Linked DNA regions of Homo sapiens: all the other regions are linked to region 4. Evidence: chromatin loops called from intact Hi-C (ENCODE). Cell type or tissue: PC-9. All regions are shown on one strand. Region 1 holds the start of TRA-CGC3-1 (tRNA-Ala (anticodon CGC) 3-1). Region 2 has its middle 63 kb from the start of GALNT5. Region 3 has its middle 540 kb from the start of LINC01876. Region 4 overlaps FLJ46875 (a long non-coding RNA gene). Region 5 overlaps LOC105373703 (a long non-coding RNA gene). Region 6 has its middle 260 kb from the start of LINC01876.

Region 1 (5,000 bases), 64 kb after region 4:
ATTAGTCAGGGTTTTCCAGAGGGACAGAACAAATAGGATATATATATAGGAGTGTATTAAGGAGTATTGACTCATACCAATCACAAAGCAAAGTCCCACAATAGGCTGTGTGCAAGCTGAGGAAGAAAGAAGCCAGCAGTGGCTCAGTCCAAGTTCAAAAGCCTCAAAAGCAGGGAAGCCGACAGTGCAGCCTTCAGTCTGTGACTGAAGACCCGATAGCCACCAGCAAACCACTGATATAAGTCCAAGAGTCCAAAGGCCGAAGAACCTGGAGTCTGAAGTCCAATCCAGCATGGGAGAAAGATGAAAGCCGGAAGACTCAGCAAGCCAGCTTATCCCACCTTCTTCCATCTGCTTTGTTCTAGTTGCACTGGCAACCAATTGGAAGGTGCCCACCCACATTGAGAGTGGGTCTCCCTCTCTCAGTTCACTGACTCAAATGTTATTCTCCTCTGGCAACACCCTCACAGACACACCCAGAAACAATACTTGACCGGCTATCTAGGCATCCTTCAATCCAATCAAGTTGACACCTAATATTAATCATCACACCTTGTGAATGATATGTGTGTGACACAGACTGAGAATAGGGGACTGTCTCTAACCAAGAGAGATGTGGGGAGCATAGATGATAGAACTGGATTTTAAATATTCCATAATTTTCGACATTTGGTGTATTAGGCCATTCTTGCATTGCTATAAAGAAATACCTGACAGATGGTATTTTTTGTTGTTGTTGTTTTATTTTTATTTTTATTTTTTTGAGATGGAGTCTTGCTCTGTCGCCCAGGCTGGAGTGCAGTGGCGCCATCCCCACTCACTGCAACCTCCGCCTCCTGGGCTCAAGTGATTCTCTTGCCTCAGCCTCCTGAGTAGCTGGGATTACGGGCACGCACCAACACACACTGCTAATTTTTGTGTTTTTAGTAGAGATGGGGCTTCACCATGTTGGCCAGGCTGGTCTCGAACTCCTGATCTCAGGTGATCCACCCTCCTCAGCCTCCCAAAATGCTGGGATTACAGGCATGAGCCACCTCGCCTGGCCAGAGACGGTAATTTTTAAAGAAAAGAGGTTTGATTGGCTCACAGTTATGCAGGCTGTACAGGAAGTATGATGCTGGCATCTGCTCAGCTTCTGGGGATGGGCCTCAGGAAACCAACGTTCATGATGAAAGGCAAAGCAGGAGCAGGCACTTCACATGGTCAGAGCAGCAACAAGAGAGTGGGGGGGAAGGTGCCACACACTTTTAAACAGATCTCACAAGAACTCATTCACTATCGCAGAAGATAGTACCAAGAGGATGGTACTAAACCATTCATGAGAAAGCACCCTGTGACCCAATCACCTCCCACAAGACCCCATTCCAACACTGGGGATTACAACTGGACATGAGATTTGGGTGAGGACACAGATCCAAACCATATCATTTGGTCATCCTCTTTACATATTTGAGCAGAGCTGGATCCAACAAGCTTTCCTGAAAAGGCCCCCAATCCAAAAGTGCACCTGCTGCTTCACCTCTCCCATCAGCCATAGTGGCTGAAAAAACCCACTAAGTGAGAGCCTTTTTGATTAAGGTATGCCAGTAAAGCAATTTCACATCCCCTGTTGGCTTTAGAGCTCTAAATCAACTTTACGTCCTCTGTTGGTTTTAGAGATCAGCCTCATTTGCTTTATCAGATGCACCTACATAGCCTGAACTCTTGAAATGGGAGTGGACATTTAAAAGGGATCTTCTCTGGGCTCTGAAATTTCCGAATTGCCTGAGAAAAAAAGCCCCCAAAATGGAAGGCCTCAGGTGATGGAGAAATAACCATAACATGAGGAAGAGGATCCCCAAAAAGATGACAAAGTTGAAGACGCCAGAGGCCATATTTCCCTCATAATGAACTGAATAGTATAGTTTAAATATGCATTGGGTAGAGAAATGACTGTGTCCCCATTTCCTGATTCAGAATCAATTGAAGATGCTCATGTTCTAGTGCCTGAGGGTGGAATGCAGAGGGTGATTTGGAAATGTTCAGGCTTGGTAGAGCAGAACTCTTCAATGACTGTCCTCTTGGACATTGCGTATTATATTTGAATTAGATCAGCCTGTGTCCTGTTCTAGTTTAAACCAAAATTCAATTATGAGCCATTATTTGTTTAAATTACTGTAAGCAAACACAATGGTTTATTTATTTTTAATTCAGAAGTTGATTGTGAAACTTGTGGTTTGCTCAGAATGATTTTGAAATCTCTGTTTTCTGCTCTGGCTCTCGGCTTGCTGACCAAATGGTCATTTATCGGGAGTGCTCTGCAACTGAAGGAGTGGAAATTCTAGGCCCTCACGGTGCTACCTGTTGGGGCCAGCCTTACAGGTCAGCTGGAAGTGACGGTGACCCAGCTACCTCGACACCAGATCTCTACCCTGCTCCCATCGGAGTGTCTGAGGCTTCCACCACTCAGCTTTCACCAGGCTGGGGTGGTATCAGCTTAAACTACACCTGAAAAAGTCAAACACACCTCATCTGACTATACTGCAAGTCAGCACATCGATTTACCTAGCACTCAGCCAACTGGAGAGGCAATTTCAGAGGGAACAGGACTCAGGGTAGGTCTTTTAATTTGGAGCTTGGGTACCATTAGTGGTTAGAGAGGGTTCAGAAGGCATCAAAGGAGATGTTCAATGACTTACACTACGATCACCACTTACCAATCCGTTAAGACTGGCCCAGGGTGTGAATATCAAAAGGAGAAAAAAAAAATCTACCTGGAGCAAGTCCCCTGCCCCGATCTTATCATAGTTTATATATGACTAAGCTACAGGGAGGGTGGTGGTGTCATATTCTTTCTTTCAGTTTGAGCCTCATGAAAATGAAGAGCAAGCTGCAAATCATTTTTATCTGCAAGGGGTTATCTGGCTGTAACCCTTACATAAGCAAGGTATGGGGATTTGGTGTGAACACGTGGTTTTCCTGAGATGTGCATTTATTTTCGGGGGTGAAGAGTGTTCAGGTAAATCCATAACATTTTCGTGTGCAAAGAGAAGGTCTCCACCTTTCTGCTCCATGAACCAGTCTCCATGAGCACCCGAGGCGACGCTCGCGGCGCGGCCCGAGCGCTGGGCCCGGGCTCGAGGTTTGGACCGGGGTTCTACCCGGCAGCAAAGCCAGAGGCCGGACACACCACGGCCTCCTGGATCTGCGCTGCCTGCGCAATAAGCCTGGGGAGGTGCCAGCTCCGGCAGGCATTGGGCACCCGGGAGTCCCGCCGCTGTGGCCGCGCAGGGCACCGGATCCCTCCAGGATCCCAGGCTCCCGACGTCCAGCAGAAGTGCTCTGGAGTGAGGCTTCATTGGTCCCAGGTGAGCGTTTCGTTGCCAGCTCGTTGCGCGAGGTCTGAATGCACAGTGGAAACAACTTAGGGTGGGTATGGGAAAAGAAGAAACATATTTCAGAAGCACTCGCCAATATAAATTTTTAAAAATAAAGATCTTAATACAGTAATTTGACTAGAGCTAGCAGACTGAATGAGTATGGACACCAGAAATATGCTTTCGGCTGGGGGATGTAGCTCAGTGGTAGAGCGCGCGCTTCGCATGTGTGAGGTCCCGGGTTCAATCCCCGGCATCTCCAAATCAGCCGACGTTTGCTTTTTATTTTTTCTCCTTTCCTGTTGTATCTTAGAACACTTACCCCATTACTTGTACATACATTTTGCTCACATCTAGGCCGCCCAAAAACAATATAAAAGGAGGGCTGAAAAAAATCAGCGAAGCTCAGGGAAACCACCTTCTTGACTGCTCGAAGTAAAAGTGAAATAGGGAATTGGCTTTCATTAATACTTCTTTATTTGCATGAGTCCAGTGTTTAAAGGCCCTGTTATTGAACTTTGAGGCTCCTGTGTATGATACCCACAGAAAAAAACTAGAAGTCAAAACTTGCATTGGCCGGGAATCGAACCCGGGCCTCCCGCGTGGCAGGCGAGAATTCTACCACTGAACCACCAATGCTTATAGCAAATGTGCTTTTCTATTGCTTACTAGAAGACACTTACACCCTGGTAATTCTCTAAACAATCACGTATTTGTGTATTCAAAAACAGAGAAAGCAATTAAATTTTTAATCACATAGTTATAAAAAATTAGAAAAACATTAACATTTACAAAAATTTTCATTATACTACTTTAGAACTTTATGAGATTCTTCTGAAACTCTCTTTGGTGAAGGAGGCAAATGAAGATTTTGTCATGTATGCACAGGATTACACAATCACCTAGCCTATCTTCAGACACTTAGATAATTTATAACAACTCTCCCTCCAACCCCCTGCCATTTTTTTCTTTTATTATTTTACCTATTCAGACAAATACATAATGGAGATTTGTTAGAAATTGGGAACAGAGGCAAAGAAACAGGGAACAGAAATTTGAACACTGACCCAAATTTATGATTTGGAAATTGGTAAATTGGAACTATGTGATTTGCATAGGGAACTTGAAATATTGATGATTCAAGCCAAGTGACCTGAATTCTCTAAGCTGCCCCTTCCTTCATTTAAGACCCCTTTTAACTCTAATAGTATGAGTCTGATCCTTCACCCTTAGTTTCCAAGGAAAGTGAAATTGTGAATGATACAACAAAAGATATAGGAGGGGAAAAAAATAAAGTGAAGGAAATGGATTTATGGAAATGATTCTAAATACGAGATAAAAGGCTGTGGATATAGGCAACATTGGCTTTTTATCTCTGGGAGGGAAATACCTAATAATTTCCAGATTCTTTGGTCAAGAATAATTTGGGGAAAAGTTATGAGAAAATAACAGCTAACACATAGTAACTGTGTACCAGGCTATGTTAAGTACACTACACATGGACTTCAACCCCGTGAGTTAGGAAGCTGAGGCTCGTAGAGGCAAGATTGGAACACACAATATTATGTTCAGTGTTGGAGTGCTTAGCACTGCCCGTTCAGCCTACAACAGAATAGGTCACTGTGTATTGAAACTCAAATGCTG
Region 2 (5,000 bases), 860 kb after region 4:
CATTAAAAATTCAACTAGGTCAGATGCTTTCTAGCTCAGAGTCCCACTGGAGTCTCATAAAGCTTAAATATGTAGGTTTAGGTGGTACAGTCCTCAGAATCACTCTCTCACCCTCATAGCAAAATGCCTCTTACGATTATGAGGAGGAGTGCAGTACACTTTCCCATAAAAATATATCATGATATCCATCAAACGTATTGTACAGCATGATAGATATTCCCTTCTAAATTTTGACAGGACAATGAGCATGGCAGACTTGGCAAAGTCGCATGAATTGTTTTTACCTCAGAAATGTGTGCCAAGTAGTCCCGAGCAAGTAGGCATGAAGGCATCCCTCTCATTGCCATGTAGCCCTAAGGAGTTTATGCACTGCAGGCATTGCTAACCAAGATAGATGCAGATCACATCAAAGTTTCCTTTCGTAACTCCACTGTAAATCACCCCATTGTCATAAATGCTTCAGTCCTAGTCCCAGATTACGTAGGAGGGCTGTAACTGTTAAATTCTTATCTTTGAGAGTAATGACACTCAAGATGGCGGCAATCATACCAAGGTAACTTAATCCTTAGGTCAGGCATTATGGCTGTGTGTTCTCCTCTTCCATTTTTAGATTATCAAGGATTCCATGGTACTACACAGAAACCACATGAGTAGATACAATTTTAATATACAGTGTAGTAAAACCTGACTCAACTTTCCACCCTTGGGAACAGAATAATCAGTTCCTTAGTAGAGGCGGTCTTTAACAAAAGGTCAAATAAAATTGTTCTGGAGACCTTGGGAAGCTTTAAGTAGTTGCTTTCGACAGGGAGCTACTTATAGAAGGTGAGTCCGTTGTGAAGGTGTCACCTTGCCTCCATGGAAATCAGATAACCCCATATCCACCCCCTCTGCCTTCTGCTTCACTTCCCTCCAACCCACATCCCCATTCATACACAAAGGCAAAAAGTTATAAATGTTGTGAAAACTTTAGTTTCAGAATATACAATAATGATTCTACTTGAATGAAAAAAAAGACTATGCTTCATATAGACAGCATTCATTCTTATGCACTGTCACTGAGAGACTCAGCAAAAGGCTGGTCAGTTGCAACAAGAAACTTCTATGTGGTCTGAGGTTGAAATTTCAAGTTAGATGAAAGCACAGATGTTATTTGTGGGTAAAAACTCTGAATTGTTTCATAACGGTAGCTAGTTTCCTGAAAGCTTTTTGAAAAATGTTGGGATACAGTATCTCCAAAAACCCTACAAGGCAGGTAAATAATGATTTTTTTTCAAATATAATTTGCTCCTAGCTTACATTTTGAAAGGCAAGATATAGTGAAACTGTAAGATTTTTGATCCTCAGGAAATGCTTTTAAGTCAATACAGTCTGAAAACAAGTTAGGGAATTAAAAAAATAAATAAATAAGCTCTCCACTAGTTTTAATGACAGAGGCTTTGGCAAAAAGAAAGAAAAAAAAAAGCCAGCACAGAAAGGCCCCTATTGATGGAACAACAGTTGGATGATCAAGAGATGGTATACAAAGAATGCCTTCTTTGGCTAAGAGGTTGAATGAAAGATACATACAGACTCTTCAACTCCCAAAACTTAAGATTCCATGAAATCTCAATATGGCACAAGCCAAGCAGTCTTTTTAGAATAAAGAGCAAAAGAATAAAACAATGGCATACATGCAAAAGGAAATAAGTAATCTTAGAAATGAAGCACAGCTTTTCTATTTTTAGAGGACTCTTTACCTTCTCCTCACATTTGGACCCAACTGCCTTAAGAGAATTTGCTGTGACTAGCATTTCACAAGCTCCAGTTTTGGTGCCATAATAAATATGATAATATGTCAGAGACTATACAGTGATATACAGATGTTTGTTACTTGGAGGAATTTTCCTCAGTTATGGATAGAAATAACACTGACAGCCACAACCCAGCCTAAAAACATATCAAATTGTCTCTTAGATTAAAAAATTTCTCTTCATTGTCACCTTCATATTAACATTTCTACTCAAGAGTGTAGTGGGAGTGTTTTTTGGAAATGGTAAGCTCTTTGAACTCTAATGATTCTTCTAAAATTAAAGTCTTTTGTCAACCATTTTAGACATTACTTTCTCAATGGATATACAGAGTGCAAAAGCACCATCTTGTGGCATAAACGAGAAAGTACTTTGGCGCAAGCCCTTCTGAGGCACATTTTTTCACACATACTTTTTATGAAATGTTTGTCAAGATTAATTCTAAGCACTTGGTATATTTCTCTAAAACAGATGGCCAAATGACTTAAGACAATTTAGCATTGAATATATTTTTAATACATTTGTATACAGATCTGATTCCAAACAAAAATCCCAGTACATAATAACTATATGAGATTCCTTAATCAAATTTGAAATAAAAATAGAATTTAGTTTTAATAAATGGAAAATTTAGTCTTTGTGTTTTATTAGTGAAACATTGCCTGTTGATCATTTTAAATTGAAATGTCAGTTATTTGCCCAGTAAGAAGTAGCAATTTTTCTCACAGAATTAATACAGATAAAGTTTTTAAGAAATTACTATTTGTATATGAGGTAAGAATTATTTAAGTATCAACAGATAGGCTTACAGAATTTTTAAAAAAAGAAATATGTTATATATAACCATAGGATTTTTTTCTCTGTTTGACAGTACTGAATATCATCTGTCTTCTTAAATATCACAATTTCATTACTATCTTATTATTGCTCCCACTTTAGCGATGGGATAACTAAAGTACAAAAAGGCCAAGTAACTTGCCCAAGTTCACCGAGCTAGGAAAAAGAAGAGCAGAATTTGAAGAAAAACTCCAGGTCCTCCTCTATTTTTCTAGTGGTTTCCAAACCCCAGTCCACAGGCATAGCTGGACTGACTGCACTGGGATTGCAAGGAATGCATTTCAAATGCCAGGGGATTCTGATTTAGTAGATAGGTTATGACATCCAATAATCGGTATTTTTTAAAAAACTTCCTGTGATTCTAGTAAAGAAAACTAGCCTATGTAAGCTAAAGAAAATGGGCACGATAATTACAGACATATAAAACTGAACATCAGTAAATTATCTTCATTTTACCTTTCAGCCTTAGATTATCTCAATTTACAACCTCACTTCAAAATCTACTACAAAACACACCTACTCTGAAAACTTTTCCTTATAAATCAAACTCTACTCTTTAATTATTTCTTCACTACACACACACATACTTAAAAGTCACATTAACAATAACCATTCATGTAGCAGAAATTGTGTTGGATGCCCTAGGTGTTTTATCATGTTGAAACAGTAACAAATACACAGTACCCTTTATATAGCCAACTGAGTTCACAGAATGCTTTCATTGAATTTCGTCCATGACTTGTATCTATAGCCAACCCATAGTCACAACTGAGAAGCAAGTATAATTTTAACACAAATGGAAGTTGATGTTTTATTAAGGTTAATGAGTAAAATGAAAGTGAAAAAAAGAAGACACATGGTGGGCTTCATTCATTAATCAATGAATGAGTGATTATTTTGCTGAATCACATCATTATTTTCAAATAGTAGAAAAATATTTTCTCAATTTTTGTATTATTTCACAGTGTAAATTACGAACACAATACACCTTTAGATTTCATCTGCAATATTAATGTTTATCATCACATTCTTATATATAAAAATCAACAACAGTATAAATTAAGCCCAATTTATACTGTTTGCCAATTGGTATGCAGTGTATTATTATTATTTTCAACCTTTAGATATCATTGATGTAAATAATCTCAAAAGCATAGGTTGTAGTAGAATCTAGCAAAACACTTAGAAAATGAGTTTTGAGCATATGTTTCCTTTGGTTTTAACATAATTTACTTACTCAAAAGTTTATACAATTTAATTTTTAGTAATGATAATTTTTAATAATTGGATTCCCAAATTCCTTAAAATTTAAAAATTTGCTGTTGTGGCCGGGCGCGGTGACTCACGCCTGTAATCCCAGCACTTTGTGAGGCCAAGGCGGGCGGATCACGAGGTCAGGAGATCGAGACCATTCTGGCTAACACGGTGAAACCCCCTCTCTACTAAAAAAAAAAATACAAAAAATTAGCCGGGCGCGGTGGCGGGCGCCTGTAGTCCCAGCTACTCGGGAGGCTGAGGCAGGAGAATGGTGTGAACCCGGGAGGCGGAGCTTGCAGTGAGCCAAGATAGCGCCACTGCAGTCCGGCCTGGGCAAAAGAGCGAGACTCCGTCTCAAAAAACAAACAAACAAACAAACAAATTTGCTATTGTAAGCCAGTGGGAGTAGGCTCCAACATACCTCTGATCATTCATATGTTACAGGTAAGGAAACTGAATAATCCAAGTAGTTGATTTTCCTTAAGTCTTATAGAAAATAAAAAGCAGATCATGATTCAAATCCAGTTCTCTTCAATTCCAGTTGATACTCGTGCCCAGTTGCTATACTACCTGCCTCCCCAGTTCGCTTCTGCTATATTAATGTGTTCTTACTTACATCTTGAGTTAAAATATTTGTGAACATATTTATGTGTGAAGTTTCATTCTTCTTGGTAACCTGAATTTTGGGTCCTGTTTCCTCTAAAATCCCTCATAATATCTGACTTATTTTTAAGCATAAGTAAATTCTCAAAATTTTGTTACATGACAAAAGGAAATTAAAAAGTTAAAGGACTTATCTTGCCACTGGAGGCTTAGTGTGGACAACAGAGAGTTAAAAACTCCTAGAGAACCAAGAATCATAGAAGGCTCATACACTTTTGTAAATTTTACCTCCAGGAGCCCTACCAGGTCCTCACAGTAAATATTTAAGAAAAGTCCCCTGACGCTTCCAACAGGGAAAGGAGAAAACAAACCATTTTGAAATAAACGAGAATATTCTGTTCTTAACAAGGCCTGCCATCAGAAGAAACTATTCTACCAGAGTCTAACTACAGGGGGTTTATTGGCGCCTAACCTACCTGGAGGAAGGGAAATAGCCAACTCCAAGCAACTCTA
Region 3 (5,000 bases), 620 kb before region 4:
TACTGTAACTAATCTCATTTAAAGGAAAGAGAACTAAAGCACAAAAAGGCATAAGAATTTGCCCAAAGTTACACAGCTTGGAAGAAACAGATCTCAGATTCAAACCCAGATATTAAGGCTCTAGAGCCCATCTTCTAAACGCTACATATTTACTTTCATCAGTTCCAAAGTTTACTCTGAACATTGTTAAGACAAATTCACCATTTCTTACTTCTGTTTATGAAAGTTTAAGTATTTTAATGTTCGATGTTTTCTCTTGTCCTCAAAAGAAAATTGAGACATGGGAAGGCAGTGAATAATGGCTTTATACATCACACCTCCAAAACCTCAACCTTTCCCAACAACCCCTTAACTGGTGACTATGTTGAAGTGAGTTAATGAAATTAACTACTTCTTTTTTAAGCTTAAAGGATCTATCAGTTAATCATTTCATTTTTACAAAACCTTCCTTCATACTACACATTGAAAGGGTTAAATGTGATTTCTGCAAAAATCCTTGAGGGCAATGCTATTAATAGAAAAAGGCAAAATTAATTGTACTACGTATCTTTTAGGCACATTGGTTTTTACTGCTGAGGGCTTAGGCGCAAGCAATCCCTCCACAAACTATGTACAGTATATATGAAAATACAAATATTTTTATTATATATAATATAAACATAGTATATATAATACAAATATATTATTATATATAATATAAACATAGTATATATAATACAAATATATTATTATATTACTTATTATATATATCACTCTCTCTCTAGGTGTACTATCTCTCCATCTAGAGAGAAAGAGAGTGAGAGAGAAAGACAGAGAGAAACCCAGAAATAGAGAGACATATCATCCTGGAGCTGCAGTTAGACTTAGGCAGAACTTATACTTCAGAAATAGTGTCTCTGAAAAATCAAAGTATAAACCAATATAAGCACGAACATGATACATAACTGACTCACGGAAAGTATGATACAAGAGCTAAGGAGTCCCTCACCACATGTTAACTTCCTACAGTGAGTTCCAGAATTCTCTAAGATGGAAACATGTAGGAGAGGCAATAACATACCTCATAGAATTTTAGAAATTCGGAAAAGAGTTTCATGGCCTCTTCTGGTCCCTCCTAAATTAAGTCGTTGATATCACCCACGGGTTACTTGTCTGATTCCTATACTCATCCTGACCAGATTTGGAATCAATTAACTTTTATTCAATCTATTTTACCATTTTTAATAACAGGTCAGGAGTCTCACAAATATTATCTCACTATTAGTCCCAATTTTACAAATGAAGGAACTGAGGCTCGGAGAAATTGAGAATCCCATATGTAGGCCATAAACAGCAGAGCTGGTATTCAAACTCACATCTGCTGACTTTATAAAAACAAGATTTTGTTAAAGTACTAATTTCATGTTGTGTCTGAAATTAACTGTACTTCCAAAAAGCTGCCATGCTTCTGTCTGACCCTAAACCATACAAACATGGATATATTTTGGCAGTAGGTCTTTGGTCTTAGCTTTTCTGTAAAGACTCCTTTGACCTGAGGCTCAGCCTACTTAGCTAGAGCCCTAAGCCATGTCTAGTTTCTGCCAGGCTGCTTTTCACGAGGGCACATTTCTGATGTCTCTCTCCCTAGATTCTACCCAGCTCCTATTACGTTCCTCCTGAGTCCATGAACTGCTGGTCACAAGGACTAATCCTCTTTAACTTCATTTCCAGTAGCCAGGGCAGTAAGAGATATGTTTAGGAGAAGAATGGGAAAGAACAGATTTTAACTATTTCATAGTTATATCAGACTAAATCTACATAAAGTTATAAAAATACTTGCAAATTGGATAAGACTTTATAATTTACAAAGTGCTTTCCATTTAAGACTTTAGCTTTACAATGAGAATTCCCATTTAACAGATAAGAACACTTTGCTTCAGAAAGAATTAATGCTTTATTAGGACTGCCTTATAAAGAAAGAAATTCTGAGCACTCTTAGTCATTGCCATCCAATTTGAAATCTTAAATAATAAACCTACTTTTTAATAGGTTATTTTAATTTTAGTTTATTTCTAAATATTCTTAGTGGTACTTTCTATCAGGATAAATCAATCATATTGTAATTTTTTTTAATGATACTTAAAATGCAGCTTGGTTATGGTCTCAATGATTACTACCTATGGAAGGACACTTCAAATGCAAAAATATCCCTATTGACTTTTTGTTTTCAGATATGTGAATCTCAAATTGTCTGCATTTGTCAGTCTGGAAGAAATTTTGATAGTCAAGTTCTATTGCGTTGAACAAAGCTGATCTTTTGCTCTCTTGTTCATCACTACAGAGGGCAGCAACAGACAGCAGAGCTCAGCCTTACACAGGAAATATTAAAAGTTTCTAGTAAACAAGAAGTTTAAAGACAAAGTCATGCTTTAATCACACCAAATTTTCTTTTGCCTTTATGCAGTTTAAAATTAATGACATCTATAAATTTTCATATAAATTAGCAGAAAAATGGAAAAGTACTGGGAAAGACTGGATTCTTTCAAAGGTTAAGTCTCTGATGTTTTGTACTTATGCCAAAATCAGCATTAAACAACAAACATAAACTGTGTGTCATACAACATTGAGACAAGTAAAATTTATTCTGTTTTTTTCTTGCCATTTTTCTTACTCATGCTTGTTTTATTTTATAAATCTCTGTCTTAACAAGTACTTTATATAAATGTTTATTCTCATAGAATAAATACTATTGTTAAAATGTATCCAAACTTACTTTCAATAGCTAAGAACTTTAAAAGCCATGGTGTTAAGAGAAGATTTACCTGCAAAGTGCCCTCAGGACAGAAATGATTGTGAATTGCAGTTTGCAGGGGAATGAAGACTGTACTTGCTTCATAGGTTGGTTGCATAGGCCTAAGACTGATTGTACATGCAAAGGAGGGCAGCAAAGATCTTATGATCAAAAGAGAAGAAATGACTGACAACACAGAGCTAGTTCAAAGGAACTAATGGAATAATTAGTCCCAAAAAGACCAAAAAGACTGAAGAATTCATGATGTCATAAAAAGCAGAGCTACTTAAATTGGATTAGAAAATAAAAATGACATGAACATTGTAAATATTCACAGATCACATCATTGACGTGTAATGTGCCGTTAAATGATGTCAAATTAAAGGGGAAATTACATGTGTTAGAACTAGGATGAATAAAAAGAAGACATTTAAAGATACATGGTCCTTCAAGTGAAAATTCCTAACATATATTACATAGATGATCATCACTCAGACAGAAAAACTGGGTGAATGAAATGTAAAATAAAATATGGGGGAAAGGATACTGACTAAAAACAACTCATTTTCAAATATAAATGGTAGTTAACTTTAGATTTTAGAGGAATTATTTGGGGAATTTCTTTTACATAAAGCAAACTCAAACATGGTTATTATAAATAACTGATAACTGCAATTTATTTCTTAAAATCTGTCCTAGGGTTAGCCCTAAGTATTGAATTAGTATGTACGTTTGTCGGAAAAGGAAAGAAGGGTTAGGCCTATTTCAATTTCCACATTCTCCATTTTCTCTTGCTAATTGTATATGTTATTTGAATCAGCTCAATTATTTGGGAGCTTGTTTGGAGCTTACATAAGTAATAAAAAGAAAAACACAAGAATACTACATAAAGTAAGTGTAATGTTTGTCCTTTCCTGAGTTTCAGAAATATCCCTTGAAGATAATCACATTCATTAACATATAAACCAATCTGAATTAACACACAGCTCAAATACTTCCAAAATGTATATAAATACATGGATAGCTTCGGGGTAGTCTATAAATGTTTACCAAAGCAACATTTTCATTCCTGATGTATCTTTTTTTTGACAAATGACTTAGAAACTATTATATAAAAATCATTCACCTTTTAACTGACTCTTAGTTTCTGTTTATCTATTTTTACTAGCAGTAAGTTCAGCTTTACCTGAATCTTATGTCATATTAACTAGATAGCAAGTACCTTTCTTATATTGACGCTTATTGTTAATAGCATTTAGCATTCTGTACTATAACCTTAGTACCTCAAATTGACAGAAGAAGCAAAGTCAAGATAAACAATAGACATTATACTCCTCCAAGTCGACTAACATTCAAAAGGTACTATAAGTGCCCAATATAACTTTTCTCTATTCTCAAAAATTCCCTAGGTCTCTTTTTGGTCTATGAAAAGGCCAGTGTGTTAAGGTAAAAAAATGTAATCCAGGTTGCAATGAAATATTTTTTAAAATGCATTATCAGTAGGCATAATCCCCAGTCTTAAAGCATTTCACAAAGCACATGGAACTTGCTCCAGCTCATTACATTCTCCACAAGAGAACAAACTATCAGACAATGTGGTTTGGGAAGCAGTGTTTGTCTGGGTAATGATGGAGACCACATCTCCTTCCCAGGCTTGTGGTCCTAGGGAACTCTATAAGAGCTCATTCCTCAGAAGAGAGAATGAAACATGTGGCGCAGGGGTGGCAGAGTGCTTCTATTACGGTCCAAGCTAATTTATTCATAGACAGAAAAATGGCATGCTTACATATTGCAAACCAGTGTATAAAATTTCTGCTTCTTTTCAGCCTAAAAAAAAGGGCATTAATTGTTTACTACTTCAGACTTCACTTATATGGAAAAAAATAGATTTGTTGTTGTTGTAGGAAGAAAGGGAGGGAATCTACTATAAACTAAGTTCTGTACTAGTCACTTAATATATACAAATATATGTACTGTATTAATTTTATTCCTCATAATAATGAAGAAATGATATCAGAGAAATCAGCCATACCAGAAGCTAATTGTAAATGTAAGAATTCAAGTCCATTTTGTCTGACTTCAAAGCTGATGATCTTCCTTTAATGGACGTATCAAAATCTCACATTATGTAACCACTATATTTAACAACACATTTGGGCCTAATTTGGGAATAAAATTTTGGTCTTTACCCTAGAAACTATTACCTTACAGAAAGCCAATTAGTGTCGAT
Region 4 (5,000 bases):
GGTATATTTCCGACCTGACGTCACGAGCAGGGCCGATTTTAAGGTGGGAACCGCTCTGCGTTCACCTTGGTAGCCAGCTTGGGTGGTTTTTGGTGTTTTTTTTCTTTTCTTTTTTTTTTTCCGAAAGAGGTGTGACCTCTCCCAGGTCTGCGCAGCCCGCAGCGTCGCGACACTTCACTTTCCCCGAAGCCCCTGCGCCCGCGCAGCGGCTCGGCCGCTCACATGTGGGGAGGGTGCAACAAAAGCACCGGCGGAAGGCAAGGCCGGCGTGGCCAGGTAGTACGCACCTGGAGCCGCACGGAATGGGATGTGCCTTGCAGCGCCCTAACCTCTCCCACCCACCTTCGTCACCCCCTTAGCGGAAGAGCGTACAGATGTCCCATGACACGAGACGCTCAGAGGGCTCACGCAGTTCGGGTGGGATTTCCCTACCCGGTTCATCCCCTTTTACTCCCTTTTCCTGTCCCAGGCCTCCTCCTCTTCTGGCATATATTCATTCTAATTATCTCTCTCTCTCACTCTCTCTACCCCACCCCCACCCCCCACACTCCCATCTGAAAGGGAATGGGAGTGGGGGTAGGGCTTATTTTTCTATGTTTCCTTATTTCCATGCAGTGCCCACGTTCGATGGAGGACGTGGTGCTTGCGGGGGGGGGGGAGAGGAAGGGGAGAGGGTAGACAGTGACCGTGACCCAGCTCTTTAGAAACCCCAAAAGTCAGAGTGAAGCGTCGCCCCTTTTCCTTTCGCAGACAATGCAGCCGAGCAGCAGGCAACAGGTGCGCCTTCTGCAGAAAGGTACTCTGATTCCCACCTTCTGCAAACTCTAATACTTTCGATACTCCTCTGTGCCCACCAACTCGTACCCCTTCCACGAGTTTTAAGGGAATAAATCGATCTTCGTTTGAAACACAAGGTCTATCACAGCCTCAATCTTAGAGCCCAGAAAGACTGGACAAGAAAAGCGAAGCGGGTGGGGATTGGGGGCAGCGTCTCCGCAAAGCGTAAGGTGTGAGCCTACAGCCCAGCCAGGAGAGGGGCCCGAGCTGGCTCTGGGAGCGTGTCCCACCCCCGCGGCCGTCCAAGTCGCCGCCGCTTCTGCTTTGCAAGTCATTTCCCCTAGCCACGCCGAGAGCGCAGGGAGCTTTCTAGCAAAGGAAACGCCGCAGCTCCGGAGGGCAAGCCCCCTCCCCGTCTCCCGGCCGGAGCTGGGAGGGCTTCCTAGGGCTTCTCCCGCGGGGCTTCCAGCGGCTGGGCCTTGGGAGGGAGAGTTCGGAGCCGCCCCCGCTTTTCTACTCGCGCAGAGCGTCCCAGCCGCCCCTCCTTTCTCGGTGTGGCTCGTTTCCAGGCAGCCGGGACCCTTTTGCAACTTGCCCCCCTACTCGTGTTCTCAGTACCGGCCGATGGCTCCGTGGAACTATTCGGGATCCCGGGCTGCTCAACCCTAATCTGCAGCCCCGCCTTTGCCTACTCCCTGCTGCCCCCAGCTCGCCGGCGGCTGGGGAGGCGTTGCCATCAGATGCCCTGCGGCTGCCCCAGGAAGCCGCGGGCTCTTTTGCGCCGCAGCCTCGGGGAAACCTACGTGACCACCTTAAGTTTCCCCCAGATGTTGCGGCTGCCGCTGCTGCTGCCGCCGCCGCCGCTGCTCGGCGATGCCCTAGCGGGCGCGAGAAAAAAAATAAAACCAGGAAGTGGGTGGGGGGGGCGGGTTGTGGTGGCGGGTGAGGGTGTGTGAGTAGGGGGATGAGGAGGGGAGGGCGAAGAATAGCATATTAGCATGAGCTCGGTAGCGTCAGCGCCCCGTGGGCAGAAGCGATTCCATGCGAACGAAAGGGAAAAAGTGAGAGTTTGGAGAGCTGGGGAGAAGGAAGGGGGTGGGGGTGGCGGTGACGCAGGGGCGCAGGCATTGACGCACCGGCCAGGCTGGGCCCAAAATAGCAGCAACTCCAGCTCAGAGGCGCCCTCCCGGGTTCCCTTCCCCTTCCGCGAGGGAGCAGGGCGCGGCCACGGGAAGCTTTCCTTGATCCCCGCGGTGGGCCAGGCTCCCGGCCGCTATTTTCAGGCAGTCGGAAACTCAAGCACAGGCACGCCGGGGTGGCAGTTATTATTTTTTAATATAGTCCTAGGAAAACGGGGGCCGGGAGAACTTGAAGGTTGTAACCACCAGCCTCCATACACATACTCCCGTCTAAGTAGATACATTCACTCTGCACGCTTCCCCCTCCCTCATTGCCATTAAAAACACATTCAGTTTAGGTTGGGTTGAGCCTGGGACAATTTGAAAATGCCTCCCCAGAGAGCTGAAAAGTGTCCTGGAGTTCTTAAAGTGAGCTCCAAGGAAGCCAAACATTGTAATATGATGCCTTATTCTTTAATAACAACCTGTCGAGTGCGGCTTCCTGATAACAGCCTTTGTCCAAGTCTTAATGCAACCAAGAATGAAGGGTCGTTTTCACAGCAGCTTATTATAACAATTATTATTAACTGGGAATATAATTAAATATAAAATTAAATATAAATTAAAATGAGAGAAAGGGGAGACCTTTCTCATCTATTCCATCATCTGTGTAAGAGTTCTCTCCTCTTCAAAGTCCTATTCTGGTTTCTGGGAAGCTTTTACTGTTTCTTAGGAAGACACGCCGGATGTAAGACTGTTAAACTCGTTTAAACCAATTTTGAATAAGCTACTTCTTAGGCTAGGGTTTCTGTAAGGCCCGGATGAGATGGGTTGGAAAGGATTCAGCATATAGATCAGAAGTGTTTAAAAAAAAAAAAAAGGCCACGCTCAAAACCCCAGACTAGTTTTCCTCACCAGATTCTGATGGGACGATGTCTCAGTAGCACCGCCAATGTGTGTGTAATTGACTGATCCAGTCAGTAGGGGGCCTGACTCCACAACGTTCAAGAGAATCACTCACACACACACACACACACACACACACACACACACACACACACACACACAAGCTATTTACTACCTAAGCTAAACCAAAGAGAATGCTGCAGGCCCAAATATTCATATTGTGCTGGAATTCATAAATAACTAAAAATCTTTGATTCTCTTCTATTTTCTCCAAAAGGGAAACAGTTTTAACACATGGGATTAGGTTCACAAAAGATTTTCTTTATTTCCTCCTGCTCATGCTTAACTCACTGTTAGGTCACAGAAGGAAAAAATCAAACTGGTAATAAAATCTCTCATTTTATCACCAAGAAGTTCAAATTGGCATACAGTTTGGAAAAATGAAAGCATGTTTTAAAATCCTATGATTACATGTTAAATAAATTATAGTTTAGAAGGAGATTCCTGTGGGTATATTTGCTAGTACATAAGAGAATGCTTTTGTGCATAGAGATTTAATTACACATATGGAATCAAAATGTAGAATTGAACAACCTTTCAGAAAATGTTAAAACGATGCTTTAGGCTAAAAGAAACTGAAATTCTGCATTTATATGACTGTAACCCTTCAAGATTCTTGAACATAAATAGTTCAAATAAAGTATTTTATAACTCAATTAAAATGACAATAATGGCTTTTTCAGGCCCCCGCAGCCGATATAACTTTAAACTATTGCCATGTATAAATGTGTAAAGTTACCCCACAATGAAGGTCTATTTTCTTAACAGTTTTTAAAATGAGTGGGAGTAAAAATTGCACCTATCCTCTTTTGAAACCAACTAAAATAAATTAAAAAGCATTACTATTAAGAAACACTATTGGATGACCACAGAAAAACATTTAGGAAAGTAATGTTACTATATTATCTTTTATGACATTAACCAATATTAGGCAGAACATATTGGTACATGTAAACATATTTTCATTAAAAATCAACATAAATAATACATATACTCACATCTAAACCAAAGTAGTTTATTTTATGCATGGCTAGGCAGATTATACTTAATAAAATTGAGCTTTTGGCATAATTTAGAAAGCAAACATGAATGTAATCCCATAGGATTTTCTATTTTAATGCATAGGAAAGAGGCCTTTAGGGATTTATTTCACCATTCTTCCCAAATGAATTCAGAATAGACCTTACAATGCAGATATAGTGAAACAGACATACCTGTTATGCTTTACGAGTTGAGGCAACTTTAAGATTTTTCATAATAAAATTACTTTGTAGAACCTATTTTTAGCATTACAAGATATATATTTTAAATTACATTTGGACAAACTCATTCACAGCATTTGTTGCCATTGGGCAGTAAGTCACATTACTGATACAAGAAATAAATTTTCACTTTGAAAAAAATCTGTTTCTGAAAATACAAAATTAGTTTTTACTTCTGAAAGTGTTTTTATTGTTTTGCTTTTGCCATTTCATTTGCATTGACAGGATAGTAATTGACCAAATTGTTTGTTCCTTTCTCATAGGATGGTTAAAGAACAAGTCAATTGCTTTGTTAATATTCACATTTTGGATAGTTGTAGCTTTTATTCAGTATTTCTCAGCCGATTTTTACCAAAAACCACTTAACACAAATACTTTTAAAATTATTTCTTTCTTTGATACAGAACTCAGTACTAGAAATGTGTAAAGATGTGCAGAAAAAAAACAGCATTCTTTTTTCTGGAAGCATCTTCTTGTAAATTGAAATTATAAAACTGAACATATGGTAAAACCTCATGCCACTCAAAAAGTATTTTGCATAATAAAAATCCTTCATTTTTTGTTAATACTTGACACCCAGTAACCATCTCCTAAATACTTGCTTTTAAATTAACCACTTAATATTTTCTTATTTAAGAACTATTTTTTATTAGGCAAAGAAGAATAACTTTGGTTTTAGATTTCATTGCTAATTTTAGTAAACATAGGCATCACTAAAATGTACAAAGTCCTAAAAGACAGTTTAAAGATTATGAAAATAAGTTGCTACATGCTAAGAAAACATCAAATATCTGCAAATTCTAAAAGTAGTTAATAGCATTATAACACTACCAGTATTAGATAGCATTTATTTAAATTTAGATAAAATACATACATT
Region 5 (5,000 bases), 450 kb before region 4:
AACAGGTGCTGGAGAGGATGTGGAGAAATAGGAACACTTTTACACTGTTGGTGGGGCTGTAAACTAGTTCAACCATTGTGGAAGACAGTGTGGTGATTCCTCAAGGATCTAGAACAAGAAATACCATTTGACCCAGCCATCCCATTACTGGGTATATACCCAAAGGATTATAAATCATGCTGCTATAAAGACACATGCACACGTATGTTTATAGCAGCACTATTCACAGTAGCAAAGACTTGGAACCAACCCAAATGTCCATCAATGATAGACTGGATTAAGAAAATGTCACACATATACACCATGGAATACTATGCAGCCATAAAAAAGGATGAGTTCATGTCCCTTGTAGGGACATGGATGAAGCTGGAAACCATCATTCTCAGCAAACTATTGCAAGGACAAAAAACAAAACAGCACATGTTCTCACTCACAGGTGGGAATCGAACAATGAGAACACTTGGACACTGGAAGGGGATCATCATACACCGGGGCCTGTCATGGGGTGAGGGGAGGGTGGAGGGAGAGCGTTAGGAGATATACCTAATGTAAATGACGCATTAATGGGTGCAGCACACTAACATGGCACATGTATACATATGTAACAAACCTGCATGTTGTGCACATGTACCATAGAACTTAAAGTATAATTTAAAAAAAAAGAAATCCTATTAATGAAACAGTAGATAAATATTTCCCCCTTGAGAAAGATTTAGACATCCAGATACAAGAGGCTCAAAGATTCATGAATAAATAAAATTCACAAAAGTCTTCTCAACAGCACATTATAGTTAAACTGTTAGAAGTCTAAGACAAAGGGTGAATTCTAACAACAGCAACAGGAAAAGGATCTAGTCACTTACAAAGAAATAACAGTGGATTTCTCAGCAGAAATCTTCAGGTCAAGGGAGAATGGGATGATATATTCAAAGTACAAATAGAAAAAAAAAACTGTAAGCCAAGGAGACTATACACAGCAAAATTATTCTTCAGTTATGAAGAGGAATGAAGTCTTTCCCAGACAAGCAAAAGCTGAGGAAATTCATCACTGCTAGACTGATACTTCAAGAAATGCTTAAGGGAGTCCTATACTCAGAAGCAAAACAACAATGACTACCATCATGAAAACACAAAAGTTAAAAAGCATATAACAGAACAAACACAAAAAAGGAAGAGAAAAAACTCAAATGTTACCATTACAGAATACCACAAAACTGCAAAAGTAAAAAATAAGAAAGAAACAAACAAATGATATGCAGAACAATCAGAAATCAATTAATAAAATGACAAGAATAACCCGTCAATATATCAATAATAACCTTGAATGTAAACAAATTAATCTTTCCATTTAAAATACATAAACTAGCTGAATGGAATTTTTTAAAAAGCATGATTCAAGTATATCCTTCCTACAAGAAATTCTTCTTACCTCTAGACACATATAAACTGAAAATAAAATGACGGGAAAAGATATTTCATGCAAACAGAAAACAAAAGTGAGGAGGAATGGCTATACCTATATCCAATGAAACATACAAAAACACAAAATTTCTTAACAAAACTAGCAAACCAAATTAAACAGCACAACAAAAAAAAAAATGCACCATGATCAAGTGAGATTTATCCCAGAAATGCAAAAATGTTTCAACATCTGAAAATCAATAAACATTGTATATCTCATCAACAGTATGAAGGACAAAAACAGTATGATCATCTCAATGGATGCAGAAAAAGCATTTGACAAAATTCAACATCCCTTCATGATCAAAGCTCTCAACTGGGGGTGGCTGGCAAGATGGCCAAATAGAAACAGCTCTAGTCTGCAGCTCCCAGCTAGATCAACACAGAAGGCGAGTGATTTCTGCATTTCTACTGAGGTACTCAGCTTATCTCACTGGGACTGGTTAGACAGTGGGTGCAGCCCACGGAGAGTGAGTCAAAGAAGGGTGGGGCATCACCTCACCCAGGAAGTGCAAGGGGTTGGGGAACTCCCTCCCCTAGCCAAGGGAAGCCGTGAATGACTGTGCCATGAGGAATGGTGCATTCCAGCCCAGATACTACGCTTTTCCCATGGCCTTTGCAACCCGTAGACCAGAAGATTCCCTTGGTTGCCTACACCACCAGGGTCCTGGGTTTCAACCACAAAACTGGGCAGCCATTTGGGCAGACACCAAGCTAGCTACAGGAGTTTTTTTTCATACCCCAGTGGCACCTGGAACACCAGTGAGACAGAACCATTCACTCCCCTGGAAAGAGGGCTGAAGCCAGGGAGCCAGGTGGTCTAGCTCAGTGAATCCAACCCACACAGAGCCCAGCAAGCTAAGATCCACTGGCTTGAAATTCTCGCTGCCAGCACAGAAGTCTGAAGTCAACCTGGGATGCTAGAGCTTAGTGGTGGGAGGGGCGTCTGCCATTACTGAGGCTTGAGTAGGCAGTTTTCCCCTCACAGTGTAAACAAAGCCGCTGGGAAGTTCAAACTGGGTGGAGCCCACCGCAGCTTGGCAAAGCCACTGTAGCCAGACTGCCTCTTTAGATTCCTCCTCTCTGGACAGGAGATCTCTGAAAGAAAGGCAGCAACCCCAGTCGGGGGCTTATAGATAAAACTCCCATCTCTCTGGGACAGAGCACCTGGGGGAAAGGGAGTCTGTGGGCACCACTTCAGCAGACTTAAACGTTCCCTGCCTGCCAGCTCTGAAGAGAGCAGCAGATCAAGAGAGCACTCAAGCTCTGCTAAGGGACAGACTGCCTCCTCAAGTGGGTCCCTGACCCCCGTGTCTCCTGACGGGGACACACCTCTTGGCAGGAGTCGACAGACACCTCATACAGGAGAGCTCCAGCTGGCATCTGGCGGGTGCCCCTCTGGGACAAAGCTTCCAGAAAAAGAAACAGATAGCAATCTTTGCTGTTCTGCAGCCTCCACTGGTGATACCCAGGCAAACTGGTCTGGAGTGGATCTCCAGAAAACTCCAGCAGACCTGCAGTAGAGAGGGCTGACTGTTACAAGGAAAACTAACAAACAGAAAGAAATAGCATCAACATGAACCAAAAGGACATCCACACAGAAACCCCATTCTGAAGGTCACCAATTTCAAACACCAAAGGTAGATAAATCCATGAAGATGAGGAAAAGCCAGTGCAAAAAGGCTGAAAATTCAAACAACTAGAATGTCTTCTCCTCCAAAGGGTCACAACTCCTCGCCAGCAAAGGAAAAAAACTGGAAGGAGAATGAGTTTGATGAATTGACAGAAGTAGTCTTCAGAATATGGGTAATAATAAACTCCTGTGAGCTAAATGAGCATGTTCTAACCCAATACAAGATAGCTAAGATCCTTGAAAAAGGTTAGAGGAATTGCTATCTAGAATAACCAGCTTAGAGAAGGACATAAATGACCTAATGGACCTTAATAACACAGCAGGAGAACTTCGTGAAGCATACACAAGTATCAATAGCCAAATTGATTAAGCAGAAGAAAGGATATCAGAGATTGAAGATCAACTTAGTGAAATAAAGTGTGAAGACAAGATCAGAGAAAAATGAATGAAAAGGAGCAAACAAAGCCTCCAAGAAATATGGGACTATGTGAAAAGACCTAACCTACATTTGACTGGTGTACCTGAAAGTGATGAGGAGAATGGAACCAAGTTGGAAAACACGCTGCAGGATATTATCCAGGAGAACTTCCCCAACCTAGAAAGATGGGCCAAAATTCAAATTCAGGAAATACAGAGAACACTACAAAGATACTCCTCGAGAAGAGCAACCCCAAGACACATAATCATCAGATTCACCAAGGTTGAAATGAAGGAAAAAATGTTAAGGGCAACAAGAGAGAAAGGTCAGGTTACCCAAAAGGGAAGCCAATCAGACTAACAGTGGAGCTCTCTGCAGAAACCCTACAAGCCAGAAGAGAGTGGGGGCCAATATTCAACATTCTTAGAGAAAAGAATTTTAAACCCAGAATTTCATATCCAGCCAAACTAAGCTTCATAAGTGAAGGAGAATTAAAATAATTTACAGACAAGCAAATGCTGAGGGATTGTGTCACCACCAGGCCTGCCTTACAAGAGCTCCTGAAGGAAGCACTAAATATGGAAAGGAATAACTGGTACCAGTCACTGCACAAACATACCAAATTCTAAAGACCATTGAAACTATGAAGAAACTGCATCAATTAATGGGCAAAATAACCAGCTAGCATCATAAAGACAGGATCAAATTCACACATAACAATATTAACCTTAAATGTCAATGGGCTAAATGCCCCAATTAAACACACAGACTGGCAAATTGAATAAAGAGTTGAGACCCATTGGTGTGCTGTATTCAGGAGACCCATCTCACACACAAAGACACATATTGCCTCAAAATAAACGGATGGAGGAATATTTTCCAAGCAAATGGAAAGGAAAAAAAGCAGGGCCTGCAATCCTAGTCTCTGATAAAACAGGCTTTAAACCAGCAAAGATCAAAAAAGACAAAGAAGGGCATTACATAATGGTAAAGTGATCAATGCAACAAGAAGAGCTAACTATCCTTAATATATAGGCACCCAATACAGGAGCACCTGGATTCATAAAGCAAGCTCTTGGAGACCTACAAAGAGACTTAGGCTCCCACACAATAATAGTGGGAGACTTTAACACCCCACTGTCAATATTAGACAGATGAACGAGACAGAAAATTAACAAGGATATTCAGGACTTGAATTCAGCTGTGGACCAAGCAGACCTAATAAACATCTACAGAACTCTCCACCGCAAATCAGCAGAATATACATTCTTCTCAGCACCACATCATACTTATTCTAAAATCAACCACATAATTGGAAGTAAAGCATTCCTCAGCAAATGCAAAAGAATGGAAACCATAACAAACAGTCTCCCAGACCACAGTGCAATCAAATTAGAACTCAGGATTAAGAAACTCACTCAAAACCACACAACTACATGGAAACTGAACAACCTGCTTCTGAATGACTACTGGGTCAATAACGAAATT
Region 6 (5,000 bases), 340 kb before region 4:
AGTTGAGGAGGGGATGTGTGATCCATATTTGAAAGGAATTATTTAACGGATGTGATAAGAAGATAGACTCTGGCAAGAGTAGCCTATGTGCTCACTAAATAATTTTCCTTTTCCTTCTCATCACACAGTTTAACTGCATTTTCTAACATCATTCACAGTTAGTCATGGACATATCACAGCTTTGGCTATTGAAATTTGGTAGACATGGGTATATATTTCCAGCATCTAATATAGTTTTCAAGATAGTAGATGCTCAACAGAAAATAATGAACACTTTCCTCTCCTCTCACACTTCTTTTCAATTTAGTCATTGTATAAATACTAATTGAGTACTCTCATTCTTTGGCCTGCTAGGACTCTCATGTATAAGGCTGATCCAAGACTTCATAATAACTTACAATCTGCAATATTTCACATACCCTCACCACTATCAGAATTTACTTCTCTTTCCTCTATGCCTTCTAAATTTTCCAAAATGATATCAATTAAACTGTTAAGCCATTATTAAGGGCATTCTCACTTGTTTCTTTTTTACTTCAATGCCCTAACTTTAGAGACACACTTTCATGAAGGATCTCTCAGGATGTGAGTTAGGTTAGTGAGGATTTGCCCTTTCTGATGTAATCTTTCCACAAGGATTACCCTGCCTCCAGAAATTGATAATAAGCCCGTTAGGGAAAGTTTTATAAAAACATATCACTCTAAGTATAATTTCTGGGAATTGCATTACCAGGCTCTTGACATCATTGATAAAAATACAATTGCAGTGGCATGAGTCTCAAACACCTCTTTGGAAAACAAAAATATGCCTGATAGATCACAAAGCCAAATTTAAGTTTTTTAATCTAAGATATCTTCACAACTGCAGTACTATTTGTCTTTCTTTTGTGTGATCCAAAATTAACTGTGAGCAATCTAAAAGAAATTCTAAAATGGTAAATATATGTGTTCTTTGAAAATAAACAAACACTTTTTAGACATGACCAGTTGCTTAAACACACTATTGATCATTATAATGAAAGCCCGAGTCTTTTACTAACACACAAAGTATAATCATTCTGGCTTACGAATTGTCTGTGACAAGGCCCTTCCCTCTCTTTTTTTTATGGTCTTTAAACATCACCTTCCTACACTTTTCTGTATATAGACTAATTAAGAAAATAACATTACATTTGATTTTCCTATTTTTATCCGAAGTGATTATCTTTAACAAATTCTTTAAATTATTCTGCTTTTTCTATCAGTGATTAATGTATTGTGCCTGGTTCCTCTTGCCTGCTAATTGTTTTATACAAGTGGATGCTAATATAAGCAATAAGGTTTTATTAATGTCCCAATCAAATATATTGAAGCATATATGTGTTAAATACACGAGAGCTAAATAGGTGATCTTTCTTAAAAGAACATTAGGTTTTGAACATTGATCCATATGTATTAATTAATGTCTCTTTCATAGCCTTTCTGTAAGATGATTAAAATTGTTTATATTTTATTATGTAAAACAGTACATTTATTAACATACAGATTTATTCACAAAGTATGAGAAACCACACTACCTGAAGACACAAGCTTGAATATAGTTAGACTCATAATTCAAAATTATTTTATATTTATTTCAAAATATATATTTTATTAATAAATACCTTAAAGTTTTGCCCTGCCAATTTTTTAAAGTTCTATTGTTAAATAAAATAGAAACTGGGCCAGGCATGGTGGCTTATATCTATAATCCCAGCACTTTAGGAGACTGAGGTGAGTGGATCACTTGAGACCAGGAGTTGAAGACTAGTTTGGCCAATATAATGAAACCCCATCTCTACTAAAAATGCAAAACAAAATAAAACAAAACAAACCAACCAACAAACAAACAAAAAACTAGCCTGGTGTGGTGGCAGGTGCATGTAATCCCAGCTACTTGGGAGGCTGAGGCAGGAAGATCACTTGAACCCATGAGTTGGAAGTTGCAATGAGCCGAGATCATGACACTGCACTCGAGCCTGAGTGACAGAGCGAGAATCAGTCTAAATAAATAAATAAAACAGAATCTGCTCAAACCTAAAAAGAGAAAAATAATTGTTAAATATGATACTCTTTTACTTCAAAAGTGTAGTTTCCATTATTAATAAACATCTGAAATTAGACTTGGCCGAAGCTTTAGTTACAAAAGCACATAGATACTTCAGGAAAAAAAAAAAAAAGATTTAGCAGAAACAGAATAAAACATTGATGTCACTGTAAATGTGATCATATGAAACAAAATTTAACTCTTTTTTTTCTCAATTTTCTAAGAGTTGTTACCTTGGAACCTTACCATAATGTTTTACTTGCTTAACTTTCGAAATTGAGGTGCTGTCCATGAATAAATTAAATCTGGTCATAGACAGTCTCTGAAATTCAATTTCTTCATTAATTCTTACCTATTTTTTTTAATTTGAAATTTCCAATATCAAAAATAAGTCATGAAGACAGATATCCTATCTGTCTATCTGAAGCCTGGTCAGAACAATTTGTAATAATCATAAGATAGATGCAAATGGTTCACAGCCACAATAAGATAAGCAAGGAGTTAGTAAAATTCAATAGGAAAAAGACAAACCATCTGTGATAGTTTTAAAACGCATAGTTTAAACTCTCTATTCAAAAACACGTTTTACTTCTCTCAGTGAGAAATTAGGTCTATGTATGATCTCTAGGATCTGGGTGCAGCCCTGTGACTGTTTCAACCGATAGAGTATGGCAGAGTAATGCTGTGTGACTTCCAAGGATGCAAGACAGTGCAGCTTCACTAGAACACTCACACTTGGATCACTCAATCTCTGTGTAAAAAGTTCACCTATTCTGAAGAAACTCTGCTATGAGGAAGCCAAGCTACATAGAGAGACCTTAATAAGTGTTCTCCTCAGCAGTCTTGGTCTTTGAGTCATCCCAATCCAGGTGCCAGACATATGAGTAAATGAGTTTGTGTATGTATTAGTATTATGTGTGTGTATTAATACTGGTGTATATTAGTTTCTGCAGTGGACTGATTTGCTGGTCCCCTCCACCAACAATTCATATGGTGAAATCCTAATTCCACTGTGATGGTATTTGGAGGTGGGGCATATGGGAGGTAATTAGTTCATGGGTGTGAAGCTCTCATGAGTGGAATTAGTACCCTTAAAAGAATAGGCCAATACTGCCCAAATAAATCTATGGTTTCAAATCTGTTCCTATCAAACAACCAACATCATTTTTCACAGAATTAGAAAAAACTATTCCAAAATGCATATGGAACCAAAAAACGAGCCTGTATAGCCAAAGCAATCCTAAGCAAAATGAATAAATTCAGAGGCATCACACCACTTGACTTCAAACTATACTACAAGGCTACAGTAACCAAAATAGTGTGATACTGGTATAAAACACATAAACCAATCGAACAGAATAGAGAACCCAGAAATAAAGCTGCATACCTACAACCAACTGATCTTCAACAAAATTGACAAAAATAAGCAATGGGGAAAGGATTCCCTATTCAATAAATGGTGCTGTGGTACCTGGTTATCCATATGCAGAAGAATGATGCTGGACCCCTACTTGTCACCATATACAAAAATTAACCCAAGATGGATTAAATACTTAAATGTAAGACCTAAAACTATAAAATTCCTTAAAAAATAACTAGGAAATACCCTTCTCGACATTGGCCTTGGCAAAGAATTTATGACTAAGTTCTCAAAAGCAGCTGCAACAAAAACAAAGATAGATACGTAGGACCTGATTAAACTAAAGAGCTTCTGACCAGCAAAAGAAACTCTCAACAGAGTAAACAGATAACCTGTGGAATGGGAGAAAATATCCACAAACTATGCATCTGACAGAGATCTAATATTTAGACTCTAAAAGGAACTTAAACAAATCTGCAAGCAAAAAACAAATAACCTCACTGAAAAGTAAGCAAAGGACATGAACGGACACTTCAGAAAAAGAAGACATACAGATGGCCAGCAAACATGAAAAAATGCTCAATATCACAAATCGTTAGAGAAATGCTAATCAAAATCACAATGAAATACCATCTCACACCAGTCAGAATGGCTATTATTAAAGAGGAGAAAAAAATCAGATGTTGGTGAGGCTGCAGAGAAAAGGGAACACTTACACATTGTTGGTGGGAATGTAAATTAGTTCAGCCACTGTGGAAAGCAATTTGGAGATTTCTCAAGGAACTGAAAATATAACTATCATTCAACACAGCAATCCCATTACAGGATATATACCTAAAACAAAATAAAGTATTCTATCAAAAAGACACAGGCACTTGTATTTTCATTGCAGCACTATTCACAATAGCAAAGACATGGAATCAACTTAGGTGGCCATCAGTGGTGAATCGAATAAAGAAAAGGTGGTACAGATACACCATGGAATACTACACAACCATAAAAAAGAATCAAATCATGTCTTCTGCAGCAAAATGGATGCCACTGAAGGTCATTTTCCTAAGTGAATTAATTCAGACACAGAAAATCAAATACTGTATGTTCTCACTTATAAGTGGGAGCTAAACCTTGGGTAAACATGGACATAAACAGAGGAATGATAGACACTTGGGACTATGGTGGAAGGTAGGAAGAGAGCAATGGTTGAAAATTACCTATTGGGTGTCATCCTCACTACCTGTCTGACAGGATCAATCATACCTCAAACTTCAGCATCACACAATATACCCACATGACAAATGTGCACTTGTATACCCCCATGAATCTAAAATAAAAGTTGAAATTTTTAAAAACAGAACAGTCCAGAGATCGAGTTACCTCCTTTCTCACCTTGTAAGGATACAAGAGGTCAGCAATCTGCAGCCTAGAAGGAAGTCTTTACCAGAACTGCACCATGCTTACTTCTAGCCTCCAGACCTGTACATAATAAGTTTTCATTATTTAGAAGCCACCCAGTCTACGATACTTTCTTTTAGTATCCCGAGCTCCCAGTTTCCTGCTATAATAAATGCTGCTATA

What was found. Peaks named below come from ENCODE experiments on the same cell type or tissue, not always from the same donor. Only the 100,000 strongest peaks of a DNase experiment are listed, where the experiment ranks them.
Region 1: a loop joins it to region 4, with 12 times the contacts of the local background. A loop is called at or near these places in 94 of 110 quality-filtered maps.
Region 2: a loop joins it to region 4, with 5 times the contacts of the local background. A loop is called at or near these places in 15 of 110 quality-filtered maps.
Region 3: a loop joins it to region 4, with 4 times the contacts of the local background. A loop is called at or near these places in 4 of 110 quality-filtered maps.
Region 5: it touches region 4 in a loop (4-fold over the local background); 2 of 110 quality-filtered maps call a loop at or near these places.
Region 6: a loop joins it to region 4, with 4 times the contacts of the local background. A loop is called at or near these places in 2 of 110 quality-filtered maps.

What each region holds. Positions count from the first base shown.
Region 1 is chr2:156,397,223-156,402,222 of GRCh38, forward strand. It overlaps TRA-CGC3-1 (tRNA-Ala (anticodon CGC) 3-1), which reads left to right and starts at 3,547; the gene lies at 3,547-3,618. It overlaps TRG-GCC2-2 (tRNA-Gly (anticodon GCC) 2-2), which reads right to left and starts at 3,995; the gene lies at 3,925-3,995. It also overlaps a transcript of GPD2 not described here. RefSeq lists enhancers at 2,725-2,794, 3,225-3,394 and silencers at 3,915-4,024, 4,065-4,114. In PC-9, no CTCF peak of the experiment used is centred here; DNase peaks (open chromatin) are centred at 2,109, 2,799, 3,289 and 3,729; H3K4me3 peaks cover 3,223 bases; H3K27ac peaks cover 2,017 bases.
Region 2 is chr2:157,192,150-157,197,149 of GRCh38, forward strand. No RefSeq gene overlaps it. Among named protein-coding and RNA genes, the nearest start is that of GALNT5, 63 kb to the right of the region's middle. In PC-9, CTCF peaks have their summits at 2,117 (motif pointing left) and 2,319; no DNase peak of the experiment used is centred here.
Region 3 is chr2:155,712,851-155,717,850 of GRCh38, forward strand. No RefSeq gene overlaps it. Among named protein-coding and RNA genes, the nearest start is that of LINC01876, 540 kb to the right of the region's middle. In PC-9, no CTCF peak of the experiment used is centred here; no DNase peak of the experiment used is centred here.
Region 4 is chr2:156,332,836-156,337,835 of GRCh38, forward strand. It overlaps FLJ46875 (a long non-coding RNA gene), which reads right to left. Exons shown (of 1, transcript NR_147695.1): 1 at 3,737-5,000. Among named protein-coding and RNA genes, the nearest start is that of NR4A2, 2.6 kb to the left of the region's middle. RefSeq lists enhancers at 68-147, 1,617-2,489, 2,048-2,147. In PC-9, CTCF peaks have their summits at 2,866 and 3,067; DNase peaks (open chromatin) are centred at 1,896 and 2,876; H3K4me3 peaks cover 2,785 bases; H3K27ac peaks cover 2,843 bases.
Region 5 is chr2:155,878,126-155,883,125 of GRCh38, forward strand. The region is part of intron 4 of LOC105373703 (a long non-coding RNA gene); the gene reads right to left. Among named protein-coding and RNA genes, the nearest start is that of LINC01876, 370 kb to the right of the region's middle. In PC-9, no CTCF peak of the experiment used is centred here; a DNase peak (open chromatin) is centred at 1,976; H3K27ac peaks cover 1,822 bases.
Region 6 is chr2:155,994,893-155,999,892 of GRCh38, forward strand. No RefSeq gene overlaps it. Among named protein-coding and RNA genes, the nearest start is that of LINC01876, 260 kb to the right of the region's middle. In PC-9, no CTCF peak of the experiment used is centred here; no DNase peak of the experiment used is centred here.